Regions from separate parts of the Homo sapiens genome. Here region 1 is linked to region 2. A link is a contact called in ENCODE Hi-C or POLR2A ChIA-PET data. All regions are on one chromosome and are shown on one strand. Each heading gives the region's core, a stretch centred on a gene start or an enhancer-like site at or near the end of the contact. The rest is flanking DNA. Distances are from core to core; before and after follow the strand shown. Region 1 overlaps SBF2 (SET binding factor 2). Region 2 overlaps SBF2-AS1 (SBF2 antisense RNA 1).

Region 1 (2,741 bases), core at 181-2,680, 350 kb before region 2:
GAAATGTACAAGTTACATGGAACTTCACAGTGTCTAGACTCTAATCAGATAGAGTAAGTAGGCAGGTTAACAGTTTTCTAGTATGCCATTGGAAGGATAAATTTTCTTAATGTTAGTGTACTGTGGTAGATACTGTCAACCAAGTTAAAAGATACAAAGGTTGATTACCTTGATCAAAAACACCTTAGAACTTAATAGTAAAACTAAACAACAACCAAAAAAATACAAACTGTCAGTTCACTGAAGAAACACATATTGCCAGAAACCATGAGAAGCTGCCTGCAATCTCAGTCATAATTTTTTAAAGGCAATCTAAAATAAAAGTGAATGAAGATTTTGGCTATCAGGTTGGCCAAACCATAAAATGTTTCTATAACTAACTATTAGTGTTAGGCTGTTCATATTCACACTTTAATAGTGAGATTCTAATTTGTTATAAGCATATTCATTGGTGTTTCTTGGAATAGCAAAATACTGAAAACCGTCTCAGTAGTCTTGTTGTTAGGTAAATACACCATGTTTGAGAAGTGTAGAAAAGAATGACATTGTTAAGTGAGAAAAGCAAGATGTGGACAAATGTACATTTTTATTTTAAAAAGCTATTATTACATGTGTATGTTTATACCTAGGTCTGAATAATGCAGACAATAAAGCTTATTTATGTTAGTGGAAGTAAGGAAAATATTTTTCTTTTTTTTTTTGTAAGGAAGACTTTATAGTCAAGACTAGGGGAGAGAGATTAAACTCGACTCTGAATACAACAGGAACTAGTGGAGATCTATAACCATTAGGCACTGTTAGGAAGTAGATTTCTCTCTCTTTTTTCAAGTAGGGATAAGTGATTTTAATTTTTGTATTTTTAAAAAGAATTTTAAAAATATGAATACAAAAACTTAAATATCACATTCTCTTGGTAGATTTTTTATTGTCGGGATTTATAAAACTACCCAGATAACAGGGAAATCCTTCAGTTTTTCCTAGTAATGTTAAAGACAGATAAAGTAGAACAAGTGATTAGAGTATACAGTACCTCAAAGTGTCTGTCATAAATAAACTACTTAGAGGAATGAATATTTTGTACTCAAATAAATTGCAAGTATTTGTGAGCTGAACCCTATGTTTCCCTTCTTATTCCTGTTTCTGTTTGTCGAACTCTTCCTCCCTGACTTTCTCTTTCAAAGATGAGCATACATGGATTCATTTCGGTTTTGTAGTGTTTTGTGACACTCTAACCCTGATGTTTCCTTCAGTAGGGAAAATCAGAAGGGTTTTCTATAGTTGAGCCAGGTGATTGGAGTGGTGAAACCAAGCAGGGAGAGGTAAAGCCAAAGTAAGAGCTGCCTGTGTGGTGACTCATGAAATGGTTGAGGTTTGAATAGCTTTTGGCAGAAAGCAGAAGAAAAACGGAGACAAGGTATGGGTGTGTATGTGTGTGTGTAACTACATGCTGTACAAGCTATGCATATTTCTGAGAGCACATACTAATATAATTTAACCTTTGATGACTAAGGCTATTCTATAGAGTTTCAATTCTTGTAATCTACTCTAGTAAATGATGCATACAAGTAATGTGTAAGTGTGCAGGTATGAAGGGCTGACCTAGCCTACTGTGCGTGCTGAGACTCCCGTGTCTCCATCTTCACCCCCAGTGTAAATGCATTTGTTATAAATTGGAAAATGACTAGTTGAATTTGCTAGAATTATGTGTAAACTAATAGTATCTAATAACTGAGTGAGTGTCAAATGATTCTCCTATGAGGAAAATCAAGTGCCTTTTAATAAAGATTTGTGATATCTAATTTTAGTTTTTTATAGTTTGCTTGTTTGGCCTACTTTTAGGACCTTGGCTGTGTGCCACATAATTGAGGGTGTTGAACAAGTGAGATGTTGGAAAAGTCTCATAATTCAAATATTAAGCAAGTTTTTAGGGCCTGTTCTGAGTTCTAGCTGTGCACTCTAAAATACATAAATATATATTAGTCCCCACTTAGCTGAGGAGTATATGTTCGAAGACTCCCACCCTGAAACTGTGGACAGTACCCACTTGATTGCCATCAGTTGGAATACATTTTTATTCCTGTCTTCCACCCACAAATTTAATGCCTTTTTCATCTTAACTAAACACTTACTATATACACTGTAGCTGTAACTTTGGCAGTTTGAGGTGTGACAGCAACATTAGCATGAATTTCTTTTTCCTTCTTCACAATGTCATGGGTAGAAGATTTATTCCTACCATAGATCATAGCAGCCTAAGCATATGATTTTTTTCTTTCCTTATTCACTTGAGAATTTTCACTTTTACACTTAAAGGAAGCACTTTATGGCTTCTCTTTGGCATATCTGAATTGCCAGCATCACTACTCTTGTACTTTGGGGACATTACTAAGTAAAATAAGGGTTACTTGAACACAAACCCTGTAATACTTCAGCAGTCATCATAACCAGGATGGTACTAAGTGAGTAACAGGTGGGCAGATAGCATACACATTGTGGATTCACTGGACAAAGGAGTGATTTCTGTCCGAGGCTGGATGGAGTGGTGACAGATTTCATCACACTATGCAGAATGGTATGAAATTTAAAACTTATGAATTATTTATTTCTAGAATTTTCTGTTTAATATTTTCAGATCTGAAGGCACAGAAAATGAAACTGTGGGTAAAAGAGGACAACTGTAATTTATTCTACAGGTTCCCAAGTAAATGCTTGGCTTGTACAAAAGCATATTTTTATATCAA
Region 2 (2,732 bases), core at 114-2,613:
ATCAAAAATATTTTAATGAGTAAACAATACCAAAAAAAATTAATGAAATATATTCCTTGTTCATACTAAATCCTCAAAATCTAGTGTGTATTTTATACTTACAGCACATCTGAGTTTGGACTAATTTTTTTTTCAGAGGCCATTTCTGATAAAACAAATGCATGTCATGTTTCTATACCAGTTCTCCAACATCAACTGGACATCCAACAATTCAGTTCAAGTCTGACACTAACTCCCCGGATTTAGCGTAGACTCCACAAGTTCAGGTCTGTCCTCAAGACTGCCCCCACTTCAAACACTAGTTGCAAGTTCCAAGGGCCACCAGAACTTCTAACCAACCAGCTATAAATATGAAGGTTTCCACAATCCCCCCTCCTCAGGTTCAGTAATTTGCCAGAACAAATCATATAACTCAGGAAAACACTTTACTTACATTTACCAGCTTATTTCTAAGGGATACACCTCAGGATCAGCCAAAGGGAAGAGATGCATGGTATGGAGGGAGGCAACACACCACCTGCCCAGCATCTGATGTGTTCACCAACCCAGAGGCACTCCTTATCTCATTATTCAAGAGTTTTTACAACCCAGTCTCAAGTTACCCTCCCTCCCCCGAGGTTGGGGGTGGCTGAAAGTTCCCACCCTCTATTCACTTGTTTGGTCTTTCAGATGACCAGCCCACATCCTTAACCTAGCTAGGGACCCCACCCTGAATCACCTTGTTAGCATAAACTCAGGTGTTGCGAAGGGCAGTTATGAATAGCAAAAGATACTCCTAAAGGGTGGGGTGTGTTAGGAATAACAAACTATCACTTAGGGAATTTCTAGGGTTTTAGACACTGTGCGCCAGGAACCCAGAACAAAGGACAAATATATTTTGTACTCTACCACAACTAGCCTTATTTCCACTGCTACCACACTAAACAATGCATATTTACAGCAAATAGCCTGCTCACAGCAGAGCCTGCGGGGGTAGGGAAGAGCTGGGTGGCAAGAGACCTGGCTTCTAGTGCTGGCTCTCTTCTAATGTAATCTATGACCTTGAATCAGTCCCTTAACTTTGCTGGGCTTTGACTTATAAAAATGCAGGACGCAGATGATCTGTTACTTTGTGATTCCAAATATTTACCTTGGCAAGGACTCAGTTTCCAAACTGAGATTTAAAGGATTTGCTGAAAAATCCAAATCATCTAAATCAGTGCATCTCAAATTGTAATGCATACATGAATCATCTTGTTAAAATGAGATTCTGATTCAGTAGGTTTGGGGTGGGGCTTGACATTCTGCGTTTCTAATGAGGCCAGTGCTGCTGGTCCACGGACCACAGCATTGGTCCTTGGTAACAGAATTGTTCTTGGAGTAACAGGAATGTGTCTCAGTCCTCTGAGAAGCAGATGCCTGATAGGCAGGAACTCTGGGGAGGCTGGAAGAGCCAAGAGACGATGATGCTGGTGTAATCCTTGTGAAAAAGAAAGGGAAGCAAAGATGAGTGGAGGAGACTTGGAGTGCAGTGCAGTTCTAAGGAAGTTCAGCAAGGCAGATAAGAAGTCCTTGAGCCATCAGGGGAATCCCACATATTCCAAGAATGGGCCTTCCTAGGATCCCCACCATGCTCAATCATTGGCTAGGAGCAGTCCATGGGAAGCATGGTTTTGGTGGAAACACAGTAATAGATTTCAGAATATACCAGCTGAGGCCAATAGTCAATGACAGTCCCTGCAGTCAGAGATCTGAGAGAAATCTTTTCATGGTTGTCAATGTTAAAGTTGTCAGAATCAAAATGGAGTCACTTATGTTTAAAAAAAAGCAAAACAAAACAAAACAAAACAAAAAAGCCTGATAAATTGAGCCAGGGAAAGCTATGAAGAGAGAGTACTCATGCATAAATGCCTGATAACAAAAACTATCAAAAAAAAACCTGCAAAAATTGCAACCTTGCACAAAGGCCATTGCAACCTTACACAAAAATTACTCCTTTGAAGGCATCTGTCTAGCAACTGCCTGTCCAGCCTTGGATTAGTGTCACCCTTGTTACTGATCCTTGTAGCCAGGATAATTATCTCAAAACAATTATGTAATGATCCTCATTTTTCCTTTAAAAAACCTTTGTGTTCCTTTACCTCCCTGAATACACACATAGTTTACTATGGTGTTATATAGGTATTCCCATTGCAATGCCCTTGATATAGTTTGGATGTGTGTCCTCACCCAAATCGCACGTTGAAATGTAATCCCCAACTGGAGGTGGGGCCTGGTGGGAGCTGATTGGATCATGGGAGTGGATTTCTCATGAATGGTTTAGTACCATCAACTTGGTACTATTCTCATGACAGTGAGTAAGTTCTCCTGAGGTTTAAAAGTGTGTGGCACCTTCCCCCTTACTCTCTTGCTCCTGCTTTGGCCATGTGACATGAAAGTTCCCGCTTGGCCTTCTACCATGATTGTAAGATTCCAGAGGCCTTCCCAGAAGCAGATGCCACTATGCTTCCTCTACAGCCTTACAGCCTGCAAACCATGAACCAGTTCAACCTCTTATAGTTTTGTTTTTTTTTTTTTTGAGACAGGGTCTTGCTATGACACCCAGACTGTAGTGCAGTGGCGCAATGACAGCTCACTTCAACCTTGACCTCCTGGGCTCAAGCAATCCTCCCAGCTCAGCCTCCTGAGTAGCTGGGACTACAAGTGTGCTCCACCATGCCCAGCTAATTTTTTTATAGAGACAGGGTCTTACT

Evidence for each region. Hi-C counts contacts between places; a loop is a spot of excess contacts on that map. ChIA-PET counts read pairs that join two places held with the same protein, here RNA polymerase II (POLR2A).
Region 1: a loop to region 2 is called in a map of Caco-2, with 3 times the contacts of the local background. The contact joins two enhancer-like sites. A Hi-C loop is called at or near these places in 1 of 168 maps with a recorded cell type or tissue (Caco-2). POLR2A ChIA-PET finds 5 or more read pairs at or near these places in 1 of 52 experiments (WTC11).

The regions. Positions count from the first base shown.
Region 1 is chr11:10,121,645-10,124,385 of GRCh38, reverse strand. The region is part of intron 2 of SBF2 (SET binding factor 2); the gene reads left to right. Among named protein-coding and RNA genes, the nearest start is that of SBF2, 170 kb to the left of the region's middle. Within about 2 kb of position 1,430, at least 4 of the 41 ENCODE cell types and tissues checked have a DNase peak (open chromatin) inside an H3K27ac peak, as active enhancers do.
Region 2 is chr11:9,773,467-9,776,198 of GRCh38, reverse strand. The region is part of intron 1 of SBF2-AS1 (SBF2 antisense RNA 1); the gene reads right to left. Among named protein-coding and RNA genes, the nearest start is that of LINC02709, 15 kb to the right of the region's middle. Within about 2 kb of position 1,363, at least 4 of the 41 ENCODE cell types and tissues checked have a DNase peak (open chromatin) inside an H3K27ac peak, as active enhancers do.